Regions from separate parts of the Mus musculus genome. Here region 2 is linked to region 1. The links are chromatin loops, found by intact Hi-C in ENCODE. Cell type or tissue: heart. All regions are shown on one strand. Each heading gives the region's core, and the rest is flanking DNA. Links, peaks and the distances in the headings are about the cores only.

Region 1 (3,846 bases), core at 932-3,431:
TACTGAGTACTAACCAGCCACAGCAACATAGTAAGACCCTATACCAGAACAAAACAAGACCAGGAATACGCCCTTGTAGATTACTATTCAGAGCCTGCTTCCCATCAGTGTGAACACACGCTTCCTTCAGAGTCATTCTGTTTACAGTCCCCTCTTTCCTACTGATTCCCCTCCTTGGGTTCCGAGTCAGGAAAGAATAATAGCATCCATAGGTACCAGGAGCTACGTGCACCCCAGATCCCTGGACTATTTATCATCAAGTAGTTGCTGGGAACAGGACAGACTCAGGTCAGCTGGTAATGAAGGTCTCCATGTCATATTCCTTTCTATGAGGAGAGAACTTGGCTGGAGTGCAGACAGCTGGACAAAGCTGTGACCGAGTTGGGAGAGGCTGGGGACACTGCCACACTGCTCCTGGCCAACCTCTCCATCTTCCTGGAGCTCTTGGGGACATAGTCTTTCTTCCTGCCTTTGTCATCAGCCCTTGAGATGACAGCAGTCTGGAGTTAAGGAGAGTTTAGCTTCTGCTTTTTTTTTCAACTGATCTAGGTTAGAGATAATAAGAAATTATTGTTTTTGAGACACGGTCTCACCATATACACCAGGCAGGTCTTGAACTCACAGAGATCTGCCTGCTGCATCTGTCTCCTGAGCGCCGGGATTCAAGACTAGAGGTAGAAATGCTTTAAGGAGGAATGGTTGTGTATTAATTAACATGGCAAGGCAGGTCAGAGGTCACAGTCTGGGCCCTCCTCTTGCAGAGGAGAATGGCGTGCCTCAGAGAAGTCATGAGTCTCGGGCCTCAGCAGAATTGGTGGCCCCTGCCCTCACAAGCGGGTGACTCCACTCCTCAATACTCTCTGACTCCCTGTAAGTCATGGCACTTCCTTATCAGAAGAGCACAGCGTTGCAGGCCTGCCCACAGATGCCCACAGCATTACTGTCTCCATGCTAGTCAGTTTCTTGAGAGCTTGGGTGATCCTGAGAGCAGGGGCCTGAGACTTTGCTGGTCACAGCTCTGGCTTCTGCCGAGACAATGGCCTCTGTCCGCACAACTCTAAAATGGACACGCAGCTCTCTGCCAGACCAGAGGTAAGGGTACGTGTCTCTAGGGGAACAGGGAACAATGGCCATTTTCAGCCTTTCAGAGCAGCTGCAGGGCTCTCAGCAGAGGAAGGGAGCTGGACTGGGGCCCGGGGGGACTGACCCTGCCAAGCTGAGCCCCTGCAGCTGCTGGGAGACAGTGCTAAGCTGATGGGGCCAGAAGGGCAGAGCAGCTGAGCAGGCAGAAAAGGGTCCCGGGAATTACTGAGCTGAGCTTGGTGCACACCTGTGCACTGCAGTCTGGTTAAGCTAGACGGGGTGCTGTGGTTTCCTGGGGTGCTCTTGCAGGGCTTTCGTGGGTGGGGAGCAGAGCTGCAGAGGTAGCTGGGTGGCCCTAGGTGCCATCTTCATCCCTTGAGAGGCCTTTGAGGGATGCATTAGTGTTGGTCTGGGCAGCTTGTTTGCAGCCCTCCGGGTAATGTACCCAAGAGACACACCAAGACTCCAAACCCAAGATGATTTTTTTTTCCTGGCCTTCCATGGTCTGACAAAGTCCCAGGGTTCTTGTTATTCTATAAGCAAAGCCGTGAGACCTGGAAATGTACCCTCCCTCCAGCCCTCCTCCTGTCTGTCTACCCTCTCTCTGCCCCACACAGGTGCCTTATACTAGTCACATCATCCTAGGTACAAGCACAAAGGCCTCCTCTTGCTGTCCACCTGGGAGCTCAGACTGGTCCAAGCCTCATTGCATTGCTAGATTATGACACTGCTCTGCAGTGTCACCATCACTCAGCGCAGGGCCCAGAAGATGCTGGCAAGGCCACTCATTGCTTTGGGGATTCGGGCTGCTTGTCTGGGATGTGGGTTCCAACGGTTCCTTGGTTTCTGTGAACATGGGAGGTGAACTGGGCAGGGGCTAAGGGTCTGTGTTACCACCACTGTCTATTCTTTACCTGCTGTGCTTTAAAGTCAACGAAACACATCTGCACACTCAGCCCTGCCCAGGCTCGGGTGAAAAAGGTAGACTCTGAGGCCTGTAGAGTTAACTTTAGAATTCAAACGAGACCTTGTTTAATCTTGCCTTTCTTTCTGTAGAATTTGGAGTGGAAAGAATCTCAAAATATTAAACTGAAATTACCCAGTTTTAAAGATATATTAGCACATTACTATAATATAAGTGGGGTTATAAAAATAGAAAAAGAATAAAAACCAGTGGAAAAATCAAACAACAAATCCCTCATCTAATTGTTCCCCAGAAGCCTCCAAGCCCGTCCACATCCAGGTCTTAAGGTCCTGGCTGCACTCTGCCGCCCTCTGGTGGCAGATGTCTGCTTTAGCTGGAAGATCTGGCAGATCCCCGCCTGACCTTATTCACCTCTGTGTTCCCTCCCCAAGAAAATGAAAACTTGGGAATCACTTCTTGAGAAAGTGAGGTGCCATGGGGGCCTGTTGACAAACACAGCTGTGAACATGTCTGAGTTTCCTGCTTCTCTCTCTCTCTGAAACTTAAATCCCAAGAATGTATTAAAATATGGTAATGTCCCATGAAGTCATGCTTTAACTTAAGGGAGGACCTGTCTCATGCAATCATCCTTCTATGGCTGAAATGTTGGGAAAGCGGCAGCATCTGATGACTGTGGGCAGACTCCATCCGGAGTGAGGAGCGAGGAGTGGGCTGGTGCTGCTGTCAGTTCTGTCCAGGCTGGCGTCTGAGACTATCTGCTTGAGGCTCTCTACAGTGCGGTCACTGGAGGGTCTTGTGCCACTAGATCTCTAATCCTTGCTTAGGCCCAGTCACAGACAACTCAGCCGACTCACACACGATGCATCTTTTCCCTATCTGGCAGCTTCATGAAGCCCATATGCCCTAGAGTTCAGAGCTTTTTTTGTTTTTAAAGGCAAGGTCATCATGTGTCATACAGATTCATCTTGAACTCATGTCCTGCATCCAACTTCCCGAGTACTGAAAATATATGTTACCACACTGGTTAGTTTTTTGTTTGTTTGTTTGTTTCTGGTTTTGGTTGTTGTTGAGACAGGGTCTTATTATATAGCCCAGGTTGGCTTTGAACTCATGATCTCTCTGAGCCTCCCTGCTGCATGCTGGGCTCACAGGCATGTGCCTCCACTCCCCGTCCAGAGTGGCTCTGTAACAGTGGCTAAAGAGCCCATGCACATGTGATCCATGTCTCCAGAATAGATCAAGTTACTTCAGGCCTTCCTGCCATCCTGTTTGTGGGCGTGCGCTCAGAAAACACTTAGGCTCTGTTGATACAGGTGACGTCTACTCAGAGAGGTCTAGTGCCTGGCTCTCTGCGTGATTGATTGCTGTTGATAGCCTTCAAAACAGTTCTAGTAAGATGTTCGTCTGACTGCGTTTTAAAGCAGGGCTTTCCTTCTTCCTTTTAAAACAGTAATGAATCAGAACAGTCCCATCTATACATTAAAAGCCTTTAAAAAGAATAATATCATTTAGCTGCGGTTTCTCAAGCGAAACCTGCAGCTGTACTGGGAACAATCCCCCTTATCTGTCTTTGATTTTATGTAGGCATCAGGTCTGGCTATGGCCTCTGGTAGGGCACCCCACATCTGAAGATGCCTTCCTTCTCCTTCCTAGATGGCCCTTGAAGAAAAATGTCTAGAAGCTGCCTGAACACAAGAGTCCCCTTTTCTGGTGCTCACAGGCTTCTGTCTTGGTGTCTGTGACATCAGAGATTCTTCGCCTCACGAGGCAAGAGATGCATGTTAGAGTGTTAAGAGTGTGTGGACTCAGGAGGCCCCCAGCCAGAGAAGGACTCACAT
Region 2 (3,846 bases), core at 876-3,375, 270 kb before region 1:
CCTCCCTGGCTCACTCTGTGACATGAGGAAGCATGAGAGGTACCCAGCACCTCAGCAGGTAGAAGGTCTGGAGGAGAGGGTACTCAGCTATGTGGGAAGCCAAAGTGTGTGCGCATGCACCTGTGTGATAGCCTGGATTCACACCTGTGCCTGAGCTGTGACCAGCAAGGATTCAGAGAGGCAGGCTAGGATCAGTGTACCCCTTCCTGAACCTGAGTTTCCTTCACTATGAGGCAGGATGCTATTATCTCCACCCATCCCTCCTAGGTGACTAGGAAAGGCAATGCCATGGAATTCCAGTAAGGAATTGTGGACAAAGGCTGACATCCTGGGTGGGCTTCCTGGAAGAGGCACCATGGTATGGGCTGGATTCTGCTATGTGAGTGGTCAATGTTCATACATGTCCTTGTCTCTTTCCATTCCTTTGGGAGAAATCACCGCATTCAGGAAGCTTCCTAGTGCCTTTCCCACTGCTGGGAAAATATGGTGCCCTCTGCCTTCTGTTTGTTACATGAGAGGGCCAAGTCTGACCAGCACAAGAGGGTAGTCCTGTCTGCCGACCTCGCTGACTTTTCAGAGTCAGGTCTGGCTCCAAGAGAACGTGAGGCCATTGCTGGGAGACAGTGACTACAGTGTAGACCCCACACTCAGGTGGAACAATGACTCTACCCTAGGCTGAGCCCCCACCCTTCCCCGCACTCAGACAGAGCAATGAATGTACCCCAGGCTGAGCCCCAACCCTTTTTGCCCACCTTCAGGTCATAGAAGATGATGTCACCCAGCACCAGGTAGACCTTCACATAGTACAGGGTCTCCTCATCGAATTCCAGGGGCGAGCTGCAGAGTGACAGGGCCTTGAGGAAGAAGTGCTCAGCCAGTTCCCCGTGGCCCAGCCGGTGGTGCAGGGTGGCTAGCCTGTGGTAGGCCACTCGCTCATTCAGGCGGTCACCTGGGGGAGGGGGGTGTGCAGGTGGAGGGGCAGGTGTGAGGACACTACCCAGTAAGGCAGGCAGGCCGAGGACAACCTACACAAGTCCAAGTCCCCCCCACCCCTGCCGCCCGCCCCTCCGTGTGGAAAGCAGGGCAAGCGGGCCGGCATGTGGTCCCAGCAAGAGAAAGAAGCAGAGAAAGCCCCCGAGCTTTGCTCTCTCCTAAGTCCCTGCCCGCTCTGTGCTCAGCCGTGGGCTAGGCACTGCAGGCTCAGCAGAGCTGCTGAGCTGTTCCCGCAGGAGATGGGAGAAGCCAAGCCTCCACACCTGGGACTGGAGGCCAAGCAGAGCTGAGGGCTGAGGACTCACCTAGGGTGATGCTGAGTGCCAAGGCCTCATGGGCAAACTCCAGGCCCTCCTGGGGTGCCTCCAGCGCGGACAGAAGGGCCACCAGCTTGTTGCACAGGCGCAGTTCCACTTCCTGGTCTCCTACAGTCACAGCCAGGGGCAGTGCCCGGTCCTGTTCATATACTGAGGTTAGGTATCTGCAGTACCCACCAAGCAAAATTCCTCCTAAGCCCACATGTGTGTGAGGAACTGTCACCTCCCTTTGGTCTTTCCATGGGACAGAGGTTGGTTCTGTTCTGACATCCCAGGCTGGGAGCTGGGGTTACCCCCACATAGAGTGGCCACTCACCCGGTAGAAGGACACAGCTTTCTCCCGCTCCCAGGTCCCATTGAAGAAAATGTCCCCTGCTGCCTCAAACAGTTCCAGGCCCAGCTTGGGGTCCCCAGTATACAGGGCTGCATTCTGTGCCACCTGTAAGAACCAGACGTTCTCTAGAGATTGTACCTTCTGGAAAGGCCGTGTCTCTTGAGACATGGGTCTCACACTTGGAGACACCAACCTCCCTCTGTCCCTGTGGGTTTGTGGCTCTGAGGAGAGGAGCTTTCAGGACCAGAGAGCTAGGAAGTTTCAGTTCAGCTGCATCCCCAGAGCCTAGCAGGTGTGGGCTGCCCGGGTGAGCAGGGAAGCACTCGGGCCTGGCTTTTGACCTGCCCACTATGTTGGAATCACAGCTGGCTGCCCCTCCTGTGGTTTCCCACCATATCCTATTCATTCCTGACCCATCCATACCCACTTCTCTCCCATCAGTGCTACAAGACAGAGCCTGAGGCTGGGGCTTCTCTGCTGTGTTCAGGGATGCCTGCAATGCCTGGTACAGAGTAGGTGCACAAAAAACATCTGCTCAGTGATGAGATAATAAATACACCCTCGCTCCAGCTTCTAGGCAGGACCTTGATATTCTCTCCCAGCAGGTGGCGCTAGCTCCCCACCCTGGCTCAAAGCTGCTTGATCTCCAGTCAGATGGCCCTTCCCTGGGCTCCTGGATCCTAGATCCTCACTTCACCATGCCACGCCTGTGCTCCTCATCTGTCCAGATTGCCGAAGCAAGCTCTTCTGTGTGCAAGCTGAGAGGACACATCATTCCTACGTACACTAAGCACTTGCTATGTACTGACAAGGGTGGGTACTATGCGGGGGCCCACCTTCTGCCCGGGGAGCTCAGATGGTTATCAGAGAGGCTGGGCATGGAGGGGAATTGAGGAAGCCAGAGTGGGAAGGTGCACAACTGTGATGGGCGGGTGAAGAGAACACGTGGATGGGCATATGGGTGGATGAGGGGATGCACAGGTGGGTGGGTGGACAAATGAATGTGTAGTGAAGAGGAGATGTGATGGATGGATGAGTGGGTAGGTGGATGAAAGGATGGATGGGTGGATAGATGGCTGGTGGGTCAACGGGTGAGTGAGTAGATGGGTGGATAGGTGAGAGGGCAGAATAAATGGCTGAGTAGACAGTTAGGTCAATAAGCAGGTGGGCGCAGGGCAGTGGGTGGGTAGATAGGTGGGTTGGGTGGTGAGGGAGGGAGCCAGTGCACCCTGCCAGCACTGAGCGCACCTGGATGTATAAGTCCACCAGCTCATTCTGACGCAGGATATAGTAGATCTTCCCTGCCTGCAGCCAGGCGCGTGCCTCCTTCTCCTTCTGCTGCAGGTCGATGAAAATCCCCAGGCTCCGTTTAGTGTAATCCAGAGCCGACTTGTAGGCCCTGGGGTCAGACACAGGCATCAGAACAGGATCTGCCTACAGAACGGCCTGGAAGGTCAGGACCTGAAGGAATCCTCCGTGGGCAGCACCATGTCCTGCCCCAGGCACCCAGTCACAGCATGGAAAGACAAAGGCAGTTCTTCCGAGGGAAGACAGGGCAGCTATGTGTAAGGAGGCCTCTATGTGCCATCAACCCCAGCATGCTGAATCCAGCCAGTAATGGCTAGCTGTATGTCAACTTGACATAAGCTAGAGTCATTTGGGAAAAGGGGGTCTCATTTGAGAAAATGTCCCCACCAGGCTGGCCTGTGGGTAAGCCTACAGTATGTTTTCTTGATTGATGTGTGAGGGCCAGCTTACTGTAAGCAGAGCTACTTCCAGGCTAGTGGTCCTGGGCATTTTAAGAAATCAGGCTGAGCAAGCCAGTAAGCAGCACTCCTCCATGGCCTCTGCATCAGCCCCTGCTTCCAGCTTCCTGCTGTGTTTTGAGTTCCTGCCCTTTCTTTCCTCAATGATGGGCTATGATATAGAAATGGAAATGAAAATAAACCCTTTCTTCCCTCAAGTTATTTGTGGTCATGGTATAGAAACCCTAACACACAGTCTGTATTCTCTGAGAGATATTGGCATACGGCAGAATTCAGATCATTCACCAGGGCTTCTTAAACTTGTATATACTGCAGTGTTACAGAGGACTGCTCTCAGCAGCGGCTGGCCCTGAGGCCTGGGTGGGGCTGAGAAACTACAACATGCTCCAGGGGAGATGGACAGCAGCCCAGGGATGTATCCAAGAAGTCTGGCTCC

What was found. Peaks named below come from ENCODE experiments on the same cell type or tissue, not always from the same donor. Only the 100,000 strongest peaks of a DNase experiment are listed, where the experiment ranks them.
Region 2: a loop joins it to region 1, with 2.2 times the contacts of the local background. A loop is called at or near these places in 3 of 42 quality-filtered maps.

What each region holds. Positions count from the first base shown.
Region 1 is chr5:35,969,689-35,973,534 of GRCm38, forward strand. All of the region lies in intron 9 of Afap1 (actin filament associated protein 1), which reads left to right. Among named protein-coding and RNA genes, the nearest start is that of Afap1, 78 kb to the left of the region's middle. In heart, for the core only: a CTCF peak has its summit at 2,359 (motif pointing left); DNase peaks (open chromatin) are centred at 1,213, 2,353 and 3,223; H3K27ac peaks cover 971 bases.
Region 2 is chr5:35,698,959-35,702,804 of GRCm38, forward strand. It overlaps Sh3tc1 (SH3 domain and tetratricopeptide repeats 1), which reads right to left. Exons shown (of 18, transcript NM_194344.2): 14 at 2,893-3,043; 15 at 1,627-1,749; 16 at 1,299-1,449; 17 at 753-949. Among named protein-coding and RNA genes, the nearest start is that of Gm31888, 19 kb to the right of the region's middle. In heart, for the core only: a CTCF peak has its summit at 2,248 (motif pointing right); a DNase peak (open chromatin) is centred at 2,343; H3K27me3 peaks cover 847 bases.